Linked DNA regions of Homo sapiens: region 1 is linked to region 2. A link is a contact called in ENCODE Hi-C data. All regions are on one chromosome and are shown on one strand. Each heading gives the region's core, a stretch centred on a gene start or an enhancer-like site at or near the end of the contact. The rest is flanking DNA. Distances are from core to core; before and after follow the strand shown. Region 1 holds the start of SFMBT1 (Scm like with four mbt domains 1). Region 2 holds the start of RHOA (ras homolog family member A).

Region 1 (7,629 bases), core at 5,128-7,627, 3.6 Mb before region 2:
GAGGAGATGGCTTTGAGGTCAGGACAACTATTTCTCATCATTCTGTTGTGCTTTACAGTTTGCAAAGAATGTTTATACACATTTTGTTCTTGGATTCCTATGACCCAGCAAAGAAGCTGATTTCCTCCCCATTTTACAAAGATGAGGAAACTGAGCCCAGAGTGGTGAAGGGTCCCATAGAAGGTCTCATAGAGAAGCAGTGACTAACTCTGAACTTGACTCCAGCTGTCTGCCTCCACACCCATTGTTTTTTCCCTGACAACACAGCGTAGGTGAGAAGGACACCTGGTGGAGCAGGGTTTGCAGGAGCCAAGACATGGAGGGAAGCAGGGCAGGTGTTACAGAGAATGTGGAGTCATGGTCTGTGCTCCCGAGGCAGCAGGGCCAGCATAGTCAGTTGGACCTCAGTGAAGAATGGCATGGGGTGAGCAGTGACTCTACAGTGGGGATCACCTGATTGCTTGGGTAATTAGCCACAGGGAGTCATTATGTGACTGGCCTCATTTGGATTGACTGAAGGAAGCTGGCTGGTCAGGTCAGTGGCAATGGAGGGCCGCTGATCACTGACAGCAGGCCTGGCTGGCTTGTGGAATTTCATTCAGTTCTTCATGGGTTGAAAACAGCATGATGTCCTGGCCAAGGGTTCTGCCAGTCCCCAGGGTCCAGGCCTGGCCCTCAGGTTCTCATCCAGTACAAGGCCCCAGGTTGATGCCCACCTGCAGAAAACAGGCCTGCTTCATGGGCAGGCAAGGCCTCAGGGCATAGGGGGTTCATATAGAATGGTTGAACACTGACCCCTTGGTCAATGATGACAGAGGGTTACAACCCCTAACCCATGAAGCCAGCAGGAAGTGGAGACTAAGTTGGGAATGCCCAGGATGCCTCCTGGGTGTGCCAGCCTCTGGTCTTGGATGCTGCCAAATGACCCACTAGCCACCCTCTTGTCTTCCCACTGCCTCTTGGGGAAAGGGCTGACCTCATGGTTATGGAGACAGGCATGTCTTTGTGCTCAAGGGGACTGATGTCCATCTGTGGGATTACAGGGGGGACAGAACCCAAATAAATGACAAACAAATGCAGGTATAAATTAGAAATATCACCACTGGGGAGAGAGAGAACCTGTTCAGATGGGGTGGGCAGGGAAAGCCTCTCTGAGGAGACCATCTTGTTAAGCAGATACTGGAACAATAAGGTGTCACCTATGTAAAGGTGGGTGCAGGAAGTGGGATGGGGAGTGTGCCAGTGGGAAGGACAGTGACATACCCATGAAATGGAAAGGAGACAGGTGCAGCTAAAATACAGCAAGCAAGGCAGGTGAGTAGGACAGCTGAATGGGACAGGTGAAGGTGGGCCAGGCCAGTCTTTTTTTTTTTTTTGAGACACAGTTTCGCTCTTGTCACCCAGGCTGGTGTGCAATGGCACGATCTTGGCTCATTGCAACCTCCGCCCCCCCCGGCTTCAAGCAATTCTCCTGCCTCAGCCTCCCATGTAGCTGGGGTTACAGGCGCGCACCACCACGCCCAGCTAATTTTTTGTATTTTTAGTAGAGATGGGGTTTTGCCATGTTGGCCAGGCTGGTCTTGAACTCCTGATCTCGTGATCTGCCCACCTCAGCCTCCCAAAGTGTTGGGATTACAGGTATCAGCTACTGCGCCAGGCCAGGGCCAGTCCTTTTTTTTTTTTTTTTTGAGACGGGGGTCTCACCCTGTCGCCCAGCCTGGAGCGCAATGGCGCCATCTCAGCTCACTGCAACCTCTGCCTCCCAGGTTCAAGTGATTCTCCTGCCTCAGCCTCCCGAGTAGCTGGGATTACAGGTGTGTGCTACCACACCCGGCTAATTTTTTGTATCTTTAGTAGAGATGGGGTTTTGCCATGTTGACCAGGCTAGTCTCGAACTCCTGACCTCATGATCCGCCCACCTTGGGCTCCCAAACTTTTGGGCTTACAGGCTTGAGCCACCGCACCTGGCCCTGGTGCCTTATAGGCCAAAGTGAGGCTTTTGGACTTCTGCAAAGTGCAATAGAGAACCTTGAAAGGCTTTCAACTGGGGTGAGTCATGACCAGAAGTCAGTTTTCCATAAGTTACCCCTCGTTCCGTGCGCCTCTGGGGCTGCATCTTCGGTCAACAATCCCCAACTCGAATTTCCCAGTAGCGTGGTTGAGAAGCTGGCATGCCAGGTTTGTGGCTAAGTTTTGCTTCTCTTTAAGGATGACCTGGAAGCTCTCAGTTTGCTCTTTGTCCGTAGGGAATGTTACGGCCTGTCCTAAAGGATGTTGCAAGAGTTAAAGGAGATTCTGTCCAACTGCACATGTGCATACCCACACCCACATCTACACAGTGTCTGACACAAGTCAGATGTGCAGACAGTTTTAAACTGTTCCTTGAGTTCTCTGTTCTTCTTCCTTAGGGGTCATGAAGGTGAGCACTGGAGAAAGGCAAGAGAGTTTTACAATATTTGAATAAATTGAAAGATAGGACCGGACGTGGTGGCCAGCGCTTTGGGAGGCTGAGGCGGGTGGATCACTTGAGCCCAGGAGTTCAAGACCAGCCTGGGCAACATGGCAAAATCCTGTCTCTACAAAAGATACAAAAATTAGCTGAGCATGGTGGTGCACACCTGTAGTCCCAGCTACTCGGGGCTGAGGCGGGAGGACTGCTTGAGCCTGGGAGGTAGAGGCTGCAGTGAGCCATGATAGCACCATTGCACTGCAGCCTGGGTGACCGAGTGAGACCCTCTCTCAAAAAAAATTTTAAAAAGGCTGGGTGCGGTGGCTCACACCTGTAATCCCAGCACTTTGGGAGGCTGAGGCGGGTGGATCATAAGGTCAGGAGTTCGAGACCAGACTGACCAACATGGTGAAACCCCGTCTCTACTAAAAATACAAAAATTAGCCGGGTGTGGTAGCGTGCGCCTGTAATCCCAGCTACTGAGGAGGCTGAGGCTGGAGAATCGCTTGCACCCAGGAGGCAGAGGTTGCAGTGAGCCAAGATTGCACCACTGCACTCCAGCCTGGGTGACAGAGCGAGACTCTGTCTCAAAAAAATCATTAACAATAGCTAACATTTACAAAACTTTTACTATGTCCTAGGCGTTGAGCTTGTGAGGCAGCTGTTAATCTTTTTTTTTTTTTTTTTTTTGAGTTGGAGTCTTGCTGTCACCCAGGCTGGAGTGCAGTGGCACGATCTTGGCTCACTGCAAGCTCCGTCTCCCGGGTTCACGCCATTCTCCTGCCTCAGCCTCCCGAGTAGCTGGGACTACAAGCGCCCACCACTACACCTGGCTAATTTTTTTGTATTTTTAGTAGAGACAGAGTTTCACCATGTTAGCCAGGATGGGCTCGATCTCCTGACCTCGTAATCTGCCCACCTCGGCCTCCCAAAGTGCTGGGATTACAGGCGTGAGCCACTGCGCCAGGCCAGAGGCAGCTGTTACTCTTATCCTAATTTTACAGACCAAGACCTGAAGGCCCAGAGGGGATAGATAAGTTGCCAAGGTCACAGGGCTGGTTGTTGAACCTGGATGGTCCGTCCTCAAAGCCAGTCCTCTTAACCCTTATATGATTATCCTAGGATGTGTAGAGACACATAAACCAGTGTGGATATCAACTGATAATCTGAAAAAAGAAGACCTCATAAGGGCATGAGAGGGAATCAAGCCTTTTCATATGTTAGAACCTATTCCAAAGAACCAATATTTAGATTCATATGGTATTTGCTCAAACTGAGGTCTAAGGAAGGAAATGGAGAATTCAGAAATATATTAATCAAAATAGAAAGTCTAGCGTAAAAGTAGATTTTACTAAACAAAGGAATTTTTTTTTTTTTTGAGTTGGAGTCTCGCTTTGTCGCCCAGGCTGGAGTGCAGTGGCGCGATCTCAGCTCACTGCAAGCTCGGCCTCCCAGATTCACGCCATTCTCCTGCCTCAGCCTCCGGAGTAGCTGGGACTACAGGCGCCCGCCACCATGCCTGGCTAATTTTTTTGTATTTTTAGTAGAGACGGGGTTTCACTGTGTTAGCCAGGATGGTCTCAATCTCCTGACCTCGTGATCTACCCGTCTCGGCCTCCCAAAGTGCTGGGATTATAGGCGTGAGCCATGGCGCCCGGCCTTTTTTTTTTTTTTTGAGATGGAGTCTTGCTCTGTCACCCAGGTGGAGTGCACTGGCACAATCACGGCTCACTGCAGCCTAAAACTCCTGGCCTGAAGTGATCCTCCTGCCTCAACCTCCCAAAATGCTAGGACTACAGGTGTAAGTCACCACGTCTGGTCAATAATTATTTAATAAATGGTAACTGCAGAATTAATAACAACCGATGACAGTGGTAGTGAGTTATGTCCATATTTTACTCCAAATAAATAAGCCAAAATAAAATCGGGATAGTCATCAGAGAATGAAATATGAAATGAAATTGTACAAAACTAGCAGAAAAAAGACTATCAGATGGGCAGCAGAAAGCTCACTTTGTCAGCACTGAAGCAATTAAAACATTAGAATGACACACTGAACATTAGAATAAAACAAGAAAGAACAACAGGCTAGAAAATATTTGCATCAATGACGACAAAGAAGTAATATCTGTAACATAAAAAAATGCTTGTTCAAAGTTAGAAGAGGTTCAAGTCCCCAGAAGATGGATATGAATAGATTATTCACAGGAGAGGGAATGCATATAGTAAATGCATGGAAAAACATTCATTTTTGAATGTTGTGTCACCTAAGAAATGCTAAGTAACCTTGAACTAGCAATAGACTATTAAAGTAGGGGGGAAATGGCACTCAATGTTTATAAGTGTGTTAAACTCCTTACACTTGTTCCTTGGAGGCGGTAGAATAATTGGGGCAGCTCTTGGGAAAAATATGACGCTGTAAGCCAAGACCACTTGGCCATTCATAGCCTTCTACCTGGGAGCCTTTCCACTCCCAGGTATTTGTCCCAAGTGCAGAATTCAAGGATACGTTAGCAAACAACCGTAAAGAACCAAAAACATTAGGGGGCTGAGTGAATAGTTAAGGACACCTGCACACCTTAAAAATGAATCGTGAACAAATAAAAATGGTAGTGAAAGTAGTAACAAAAAAAGTGTGGTTGCAACTATACACAGTATATATATGTTTCATGTCGTGAAAAGTTGCATTTCTTTGTAACAATATGGATTACTGTATTCTTTTTAGATTTTTCTTTCTCCGGTTGTCATATTGTTTTTTCAGTGGTGCTAAAAAAAATCTGGATTCAAATCCAGCCAGCAGCGTGACTTTGAGCAAGTTTGTGAAGTGGGATATTTCTCAGAGCGGTTGAGGGAGGTGGCTTGAGCTCGCACCTGGCACACGGTGAGAACCCCAGACTTTCTTCTTGCTGTGGGGGCGCCTCTGGGCCCTGTCCGATAACGCCTTTCACGGCCTGGGAGTCTGATCGGGAGCTCCCGGGTCTCGGTGGCGCGGGAACTCCCTTCTGGAGGGAACTTTCCGGAGCAGGTGGGCGGGTGTATGTCCCACGGGCACCTGCGCTCAGGAGGAGGGGGCGAGCTCGGGCAACGTAACCGCCCACGGTCACCTCGGGCTGCGGGGCCGACTTGAAGCCGCCTTCGAGGTTCTGATCCTTCCCGGGGCTCTGGGCTCGTTCGTCCCAATTCGCAGCTGTCCTGTGCCCCCTCGCTGCAGGAAGACTCAAGATTTACAGGGCGCCTCCTGCGGAAGCCTAGAGACATCGGGGGCGCCGAAGGGCCCGCGCCGGACTTCGCAGACAGGGGGCACTTGGGTGCCCTTTCAGGTCTCAGAGGGAGCGCCCGATCCCCGACGAGGGGCAGGCAAACGGGCGCAGTGCCCGCGGCGGCGGCACGCGCGCATCTGGGATCCGGCCGCTTCTCCGCTCATGCCATCTTGTCCGAGCCAGTCACGTGCGGGCGACAGCGGCGCGCTTCGCCGGGCCGGTACTCCAGGTCCGACCCGCGAACCCCTCTGGGATCCCCGCCGCTCTGTCTACAACCCGAGGTGAGGCGCAGGCTGGATCGGGGCTGGGCCAGGGCGGGCACTGGGTTCCCGGGGACGCGTCTCCTCTTCCGGGCCGTTCCGCTCGGGGCCACAGCGCCGTCGGGGGCCCGAGGCGCCGCCGCGTGTCCTGCGCCACGGCCTCGGGGCCGTCCGCGCCGAGTTGCTGGCTGGGGGCGTGGGTGGCCCGCGGCGCCGGACCCCCGGCACACCAGCCCGCGGAGTCCTTGCCTCCCGCGCGGCCCCAGCCAGGAGGGATGGCGCTGGGGCGGGAGCGGGGCAGCCGGGCCCGGGAGCTCCACGGGCGCGGCGCGAGGGGCGCAGGCTGCCTGGAGGACCGCGGAGCTGGGGGTGGGGGGGCGCGGGCGCATGCGCCCTGCGTCCGTGCCATATTGGAATGAGTCGGAGCGCGGAGCGCCGCCGCCGCCTCCGCCGGAGCGCGGGTGGAGGGGGGCGGGGAGAGCTGCCGGCCGCCCCGCTCCGCCGAACCCAGCAGGAAGGAGGGCGCGAGCGGGCGAGCGCGGGCAGCACGGGAGGAAAAAGCTTCCGCGCGGGGGAGCGAAAAGACGGAAAGAAAGAAAGAAAACGAGCGCGAGAGGGGGAAAAGCGAGCGATCGAGCGAGCGCGCGCGCGAAAACTCCGGGCAGGTAAAAAAGCGGGGCCACCGGCTGGGCCTTCCCGCGCGGCGGCCTGGAGGGGCGGCGGCGGCGCCGGGGCGGGGGACCGTACGGCGTCCCCTTCGAAGCGGCCGCGCAACTTTGCCAACGGGAAACCGCCGGGCGCCGGCGGGCGCGCGGGCTGAGGCGCCAACGGGCGGCGGCGGCGGCACGTTGGGGGCGGGGGCGGGGCGGGGGGAGCGCGGCGCCCGCGCGCGGCCCCGCGGTCCCGCGCGCCGGCCGGCCGGCTGCAGGGGCGCGCCTGGGCGCCTCGCCGCGGCGGAGAGCGGCGGCGGCCGTCAGCCCCTGGCAGGCAGCGCGGCGCGCGTCAGCCCGCGGGAGGCGTGAAAGGAAAGTGGCCGGGCGGCGGCAGTGGCGGGCGCCCAAGTTCCCCGGCGCGCCGGGCCCGCCGCGCGCCCCTCCCCGCGCGCGCCCCGCGCTCCGCCCGCCGAGCCCCCGCGGACCCGCCCCCCGGGCTCGCTCCGGGCGGGGCGCGAACCCGCAGCTGGGGCCGGGCGCGCGGCCGGTCGGAACTTCGGAGGGCCCGGGCGGTCGCTGCGCGGTGGCGGAGCGTCTAGTGGCCGCCGCAACCGGTGGCTCCGGGCCGCCGTTGTGAAGTGAGCGGGCCTCTCCCGCGCCGCGGCCCGCCGGGCACCGCCGCTGGACCCCGCGCCGACCCGGCAGCGCCCCGACCTGCCGCTCGGGAGGTCCGCGACCGTTTCGATTTCTGTTCCTAAAGTCCGATTTTGGACGCTGAAAAGGAGGCTGTGGAGGGGCGAGCGGCGTCCTGGGAAGCAAGGCCTGCTCTGTGCGGAGCAGAAACGCCTTGTGCGAACAGAAATAAATTCCCGCGGAAAGGATGTACGTTATGCTAAGTTTTTCACAAGATGTCAGCTGTTCCCGTAGGGTCTAAAACTAAGCCGGCAGGCACAGGTCACCCCCAGAGCTTGTGCTCAAGGAGTGGTGGACGCTTGGGTCAGGTGGGG
Region 2 (7,280 bases), core at 127-2,626:
CTCTGAAATTATGACAATACCACCACCTATCCTACAGGCTGCTGAACAGCATGATGATGGACTGTCCAGACCTTGGTGTCACCCTAACTTGAAGCCTGAGCTCTACGTGCAGACTTGAAGCTTGCTGCAAAGGCCATTAAGCTGGTGGGCTTAAAGCCTGAGAACTCCCCTCTCTGTCACCAGCACAGGAGTGTCCTTGGAATGCCAAGCATGGGGTTGCGGTATGGACAGATTTACTCACCACGAAGGGAAATGCGTGGAGCCATCAGGCGTGGATCCATTCTGACCACCCAGACCTGGAGGCAGAAACACATCCAGAGCTGCAGAAGGCTGGGGTGGGAATCTGAGCAGGCATCAGCCCAGGTCAGGTTAGAGACCACTGGTATTGTTTGGTGAAGTCTGGTGAGGGTCCTAAGGGACTAATGGTATTGCCAGGTGAGAGTTCTGAGGAACAGATACAATGTGATGGGTGGACTGGTGGGGATTCTGGCGTAAAATGGTATGGTGGCATGAGTCAGGGCACAACGTTAAGTTCTCCCATCCAAGTACCTGGCTTAGCTTCCGAGGTCAGATGCGTTCAGGGTAGTAAGGCCGTGAACCAATGTTAAGTTCTGATGAGCCTCTTGCAGGATAGTGGGGAACCCAATGGTACAGTCGGGAGAGGGTGGGGGCGGGGGCGGCCAGCCCACGGAGGTTCGTAGGAAGCCTCACCTGGACGGTGATACAACCCGGTCACTGTATTCCCGTAGAACCCCCACGCCAGCTGGATGCCCAGGAGACTTAACACCAACCACAGCAGCAGCAGCTTGAAGAGGGTCACGCGCATGTCCTGCGCCTCCCACTCCCGCAAGAACTCGCTGCCCAGCGCGCCCAGCACCGTGGCCGGCAGAGCCTGCAAGGCCTGCCCAGACCAGGACTCCGCCATGACTGGCCCTCGCCCCACCCGGGGTACTGTCACCGTAGTCCCCACCACGCACGCGTGTGGTCTTCCGGGACCAGGCCCGTTAGTGCGCACGCGTAAACCCAGCCAGGGTGGGGCCTACTTCGCGTGCGTGAAGAGTTGGCAGTTCGGGGAGGAGTATTAAAACCGCGCACGCGCACCTAACCCCACCCTGCTTGCTTAAGGGATGAGTGACTCCGGGAGTACAAAATAGCAACCAGGTCTTTTATAGCCCCGGAGTTCCCGTGATGCCCCACGCGGCTGCAATGATTGGTTAAGGGTTTTGCTTTTAGGGCGTGGACGGGCTCCTGAGCAATAGTGGATGAGCTGTGAGTGCGCGCGCGTGCGCGGGGCCGCGACCTGTGCCGGCTCGAGCCCGCTGGGCACTCGGAGGCGCGCACGTCGTTCCCCGCCCTCCCGCCGCCGCCCGCCCTCGCTCTCTCGCGCTACCCTCCCGCCGCCCGCGGTCCTCCGTCGGTTCTCTCGTTAGTCCACGGTCTGGTCTTCAGCTACCCGCCTTCGTCTCCGAGTTTGCGACTCGCGGACCGGCGTCCCCGGCGCGAAGAGGCTGGACTCGGATTCGTTGCCTGAGGTGAGCGGAAGGGTTCCCTCCAGGCGCCGCGGGGCCCCAGGCCCGCCAGCCCGGTACTCTTCCGGCCGGCAGGCCGCCGCACCGCCGCGGCCGCGCCCCACCGGCTGCTCGTGGCCGAGCCGCCCCTGGCCCCTGACCCTTGACCTGACTCCCAGCCCGGGCCCCGCGCCCCAAGCGGCGACCCCGCCCGCGCAGTCCCCGGAAGCGCGCCCGGTAGTCTCCTGTGCCCCTTCCCCCGCCCGGCCGGGCCTGGTGGAGCCCAGGCTGCCCGCCTGCCCGCCCTCGGTCCCCGGAGCTTCCTCTCCCAGCGGCGCCGGGCAGGGCGGGGGCTTTGGGCCGGGCCCCGCGACCGCGCAGTGTAGCCGGCCGCTGAAAGCGCGCGTGGCTGTCGGAGTTGAAATGGGAAAGAAACTCTTTACAACTCCATTTTGCTTTTTACGTTTAACGAGAAACGACAATCACTGTTTCATATTGATTAAAGTCCAGTTACACTTTGGGTAGGTTTTCTTTTAATGCAGACTTGTTGGAGACTGTGTAAGTAAGTAAAAGATTGTATTGAACGCTTAGGGGTATGATCTACGGCCATACCACCTGGAACGCGCCCGAACTCGTCTGAAAGCTTTGGGGTCTGTTTTGAGTGGAAAAGGGGTATTTTCCATTTGGAAAAAAAAAACAACACACAAAACTGTAAATGATTTAAGCGATGTTGCATGAAAATAGATGCAATGTTGCTTAGTCGAAGTCGCTGTATTGATTAGGAATGATCTAAATATCTGTACCTTAGTTACTGATTGGATCTACAGTTACGGGTCGTCTTCATTGAATAGCGCTATTCGCATCCAAGTTGATTTGTTCACAAACCTTGTTTAGTAGTTTACGGTGGAAAATTGGAATCCTTTTTACCTCAAAGTTGGTTCCACTTGTGTTTTTTAATAGTTCTGATTTTAAATTTTTACCTCTGTTGTTGACTTGTTTGGTTCTGTCTTGAAGAAAGTCTTAAACGTTTCTTGCAGGTGTGTAAGTAGATATTTCACTCTGCCTTTCTGAAGGAGAAAAATTGAAAAACCAAAAAACTTCCATAATTTAAAATGTTGTATGTGGAGAGAATTTTTCAACCACTTAGTATCACCCAGATGTGTAATGTGTACCATGCGGATGATTGTCACCTTAGATGTGGCTAGATTGGCGGAGATACTGTTTTGAGCATTTGGCACAAGTGACATTGGACTGAAAAACTAGTTTTTAATTGTAAAGAATGACTTATTGAAGGATCTCTGGATAACTTGTCTTAATTGGTTCCATCTACTTTTGTGGAGCACTGATGGCTCTTGGGGACATTAAATATATAAGGTGCACCTTGGTTTGAGTTAAAGTCTAGTGCTAGATTTATCCTCTCTGTTCTCATAAAAATCTGTGTTGGAGGGAAGAAGAGAGTAGGAATACTGTGTAGTTCTTGAGTTTTAGATCTAAGAGGAATCTTTCAGGACTGGTTGTCCAACCCCATTTGCAGATGAGCAAACTGAGTCCCAGAGACTTAAGTAAATTTCCCAAGGTTACCTATCTAGTCAGGAGCAGACCAGAACTGTCTGCTCTGTTAAGGTATTCTCCATTTACTCCCAAGCAGTTGGCCTCCAGAGTCAGCTAAAATTCAGGACTTCTAGCTTATTCCATTGTTTCTTCTTTTAAACCTTGTTGATGGTGAATAGTTTGGGAGAAACTGTTCATTTGCCAAAAAATTTCGGTTCATTAGCTTACACAGCACTCTCCCCTTGTTAACTGGATGGTCCTGCCTTCAATTGAGGGAGATAGATGAATGTACGAGGGTCCCTGGTTGGCCTAATCATGGCTTTGTTTGGATTTTTTTTTAAGGGACCAACTTCTAGAGCAAGGCCTACACTTTACTGCTTCAAAACCAAGATATTTAGGTCAGGCTAAGATATTTTTAGTTAACTGTGGGCACTTTTGACTGTTGATTTGGGGTACTGCGTGTATCAAGTAAACAATTCCCTGTGCACATGCATGTGGTGGTGGTGGAGTATTTTCGTAGTCCTGATTTCTTTCCATTTGTCAGTTAACTGCTTTTTAAAAGTTTATTCTGGTCATATGGGGGTGTAAGTTATTAGGAGAGTAAAAACAGGTAGCTCTTCAGGTGTTTCTTGTCCATGGGGTGGAGTCCATGCAGTGACTGGAGAAGGTGCTAGTTTGCGTCTTTTTAATTGTCTTAGAGAGCTGAGAGATATATGTTAACTCTGAGAAGAAAGACTGATCAGCTTCTAAGAGAGCTAATTTGAAGCTGCTGGCCTTCTGTAGACAGCACCTTGGGTTTAATTGCATTGTGGTTACTAGTGATTATGATAAATAGTACATAGTCACTGGATTTTAAAATTGGCCATATAGTTGTAGTTTTATATTTATTTTTATTTTTGAAATGGAGTCTCACTCTGTTGCCCAGGCTGGAGTGCAGTGGCGCGATCTCAGCTCACTGCACCGTCTGCCTCCTGGGTTCAAGTGATTCTCCTGCCTCGGCCCCTGGAGTAGCTGGGACTACAGGCACCCACCACCATTCCTGGCTAACTTTTGTATTTTTAGTAGAGATGGGGTTTCACCGTGTTGGCCAGGCTGGTCTTGAACTCCTGACCTCAGGTGATCCGCCTGCCTTGGCCTCCCAAAGTGCTGGGATTACAAGGGTGAGCCACCACGCCCACCCATATTTGTAGTTTTAAAAGGATCCTGGCAGGGCGCGGTGGTTCATGCCTGTAATCCCAGCACTTTGGGAGGCCGAGGCGGGCGGATCACGAGGTCTGGAGACCATCCTGGCTAACACGGTGAAACCCCGTCTCTACTAAAAATACAAAAAAAATTAGCTGGGTGTGGTGGCGGGCGCCTGTAGTCCCAGCTGCTCTGGAGGCTGAGGCAGGGGAATGGCGTGAACCCGAGAGGCGGAGCTTGCCGTGAGCTGAGATCGCGCCACTGTGCTCCAGCCAGGGCAACAGAGCGAGACTCCGTCTCAAAAAAAAAAAAAAAGGATCTTAAGTATTTTGTCTGACTCTGCCATTTAGTTTATTCCTTTGTTTACCTGCCCAATGGAACTGTTTGCTTGTAACTACACATTAATATAACTAAATTTTGAACTTAATGTTACATGCCTTGCTATACATGGGGCTCTTTGGGGACATGCTCATTTGTGGGATTAAAATTTCCAAGACGGTTTGAAGTTTGTAATTACTATAAAATCCCTCATCTTTAATCTGTGGAGCTGTAGTATTAAGTGAAGGCCTTGGTATGTTCATAATTACGATAGTCATGTGACTGAAAATCAGGCACTGAAGCTGCTCGTTCTGGGTGTTGGTCTCAGTTTATTGATGCTTCATCCAAATACATTTTTATAGCTAATAATAAAGAAAAACATCAAATACTCTTGCTAAATTGCAATCAGTATGCAGTTTATGCCAAACTTAGCTTGATTTTATTTTTTGAAGAGGATGAGTATGTATATTTAAGCATATGTGTGTGTGTGTATATGTATATATACTTGTGTATACGTATATACGTGTATACGTATATATATGTGTACATATACGTGTATACGTATATATATGTGTACATATACGTGTGTGTATGTGTGTGTGTATATATATATATTTTTTTTTTTTTCTCTTTTGAGACTGAGTCTCACTCTGTCGTCCGGGCCAGAGTGCAGTAGCGCCATCTCGGCTCACTGCAACCGCCGCCTCCTAGTTCAAGTGATTCTTGTGCCTCGGCCTCTGGAGTAGTTGGGAGTACCAGCATGCGCCACTGTGCTCAGCTAATTTTTGTATTTTTAGTAGAGACGGGGTTTCACCATGTTGGTCAGGCTGTTCTCGAACTCCTGGCCTTGTGATCTGCCCCCCTTGGCCTCTGAAAGTGTTGAGATTGCAGGTGAGAGCCACTATGTCTGGCCATATTTAAGCATATTTATGATAGTATCTTAAATTTAAGTGAAGGGAAAGAGGAAAACATACACAGCCAATGAAGTAAGTTTGAAGTGGAGTGAAAGGAAAAGTTGGAGGTAAAAAGAGGTTAGAGAGGTGGGCAGGGGCCAAATCATATAGGGCCTTTAGGACATGGGAAATTCTTTGGATTTGTTCTGAGATTAGAAGTCATTTAGATATTCTTTAGAAAGGGAATGACATGATCTGATATTAAAAAAAAAACTAGAATCACTGTGAGTAGGAGTAGATCTAATTCCATTCTGACTAAATAGTAAACTAATATGATAATTTGGACAAATATAAAAAGGAATTCCTGGCTGGGAGCAGTGGCTGATGCCTGTAATCCCAGCACTTTGGAAGTGCTGGGCAGGTGGATCACTTGAGGTCAGGAGTTTGAGACCAGCCTGGCCACATGGTGAAACCCTGTCTCTACTAAAAATACAAAACATTAGCTGGGCGTGGCAGCAGGCGCCTATAATCCCGGCTATTCAGGAGGCTGAGATAGGAGAATCACTTTAACCTGGGAGGCGGAGGTTGCTGTGAGCAGAGATCGAGCCATTGCACTCCAGCCTGGGAGACGGTGCAAGACTCAAAAAAAAAAAAAAAAAAAAAAAAACGGAAAGGATTTCATAATATTAATTTCCTTGACTTAGTGACTTCTGCCTATTTTATTTGAAGTCATTGGTTCTTCTCTTCTCTTCTCTTGAGACAGGGTCTCACTGTCACCCAGGCTGGAGTGCAGTGAGTGATCTTTGTTCACTTCAACCTTTGTTTCCCAGGTTCAAGCGATTCTCGTGCCTCAGTCTCTAGAGTAGCTGGGACTACAGGTGTGTGTGTGTGACCATGCCCGACTAATTTTTGTATTTTTAGTAAAGACGGGATCTCACCATGTTGGCCAGGATGGCCTTGATCTCTTGACCTCGTGACCCCGTGACCCACCCACCTTGGCCTCCCAAGGTGTTGGGATTACAAGCATGAGCCACTAAGGATTTGTTTTTAAAATTTTTTTGCTTTATTTTTTTCTTCTCTTTTTTTGTACTAGAGATGGTGTCTTGCTATGTTGCCCAGACAGATCTTGTACTCCTGGGCTCAAGTTGTCCTCCTGCCTCAGCCTCCCAAAGTGCTGGGATTAAAGATGTGAGTCAAGCGATTCTCGTGCCTCAACCTACCCACTAGCTCGATTACAGGTGCCATCCACCACCTGCCCACCACCCTTGGCTAATTTTTGTATTTTGTATTTTAGTAGAGACAAGAATTTTACCATGTCGGCCAGGCTGGTCTCAAATTCCTGACCTCAGGCAATCCACCCGCCTCAGCTTCCTGCTGGGATTACGGGCGTGAGCTACCCTGGCCAAGATTTTTAATTTCTGAAGCTTATAGCTGCTCTAAAGCACAAGGATTCAGTCCCATGATTTAAAAAAGTTGCTTGTTTTGACTTCAAGTATATGGTTGAGCATTCTAACTTTTGTTATGTATACATTTTTATTTTACTGTATTCTTCTAGCCATTGTATCCTAGTCTGTATGTTGCAGATGAGTTGTGATTCTCTGGTGTCTCTTCCATGGACCTAGAGATCATATGCTCTACTACTGGGATTTTTTTTTGTAACTTTGTTTGGGATATAGGCTTTGAGAGGTTAAGGAAGTAAATTTAAGATGGATATTTAATGTTGTAACACTTTGTTAATGCTTTTTTCTACAAGATAATTTTATTATGTGATATGGCAGCTTTGTTGGAAATACCTGTTTTTTTGTGTGTGTGGAAAATTTCTTTTCTG

What was found. A loop is a pair of places that touch in the nucleus more often than their neighbours do. Pooled maps may share reads with other maps.
Region 1: a loop to region 2 is called in a map of B cell, with 11 times the contacts of the local background. The contact joins the promoter of SFMBT1 here to the promoter of RHOA in region 2. A Hi-C loop is called at or near these places in 2 of 168 maps with a recorded cell type or tissue (B cell and naive thymus-derived CD4-positive, alpha-beta T cell) and 3 of 50 pooled maps.

What each region holds. Positions count from the first base shown.
Region 1 is chr3:53,044,821-53,052,449 of GRCh38, reverse strand. SFMBT1 (Scm like with four mbt domains 1) reads left to right here and starts at 6,377. Exons shown (of 21, transcript NM_016329.4): 1 at 6,377-6,634. RefSeq lists enhancers at 5,060-5,559, 5,560-6,061 and silencers at 6,049-6,158, 6,209-6,528, 6,629-6,688, 7,049-7,338.
Region 2 is chr3:49,406,072-49,413,351 of GRCh38, reverse strand. It overlaps RHOA (ras homolog family member A), which reads left to right and starts at 1,376. Exons shown (of 5, transcript NM_001664.4): 1 at 1,376-1,532. TCTA (T cell leukemia translocation altered) reads right to left here and starts at 929. Exons shown (of 3, transcript NM_022171.3): 1 at 712-929; 2 at 242-296. The coding sequence starts at 925. RefSeq lists enhancers at 717-1,126, 1,062-1,356, 1,255-2,229 and silencers at 1,197-1,496, 1,557-1,836, 1,847-1,936.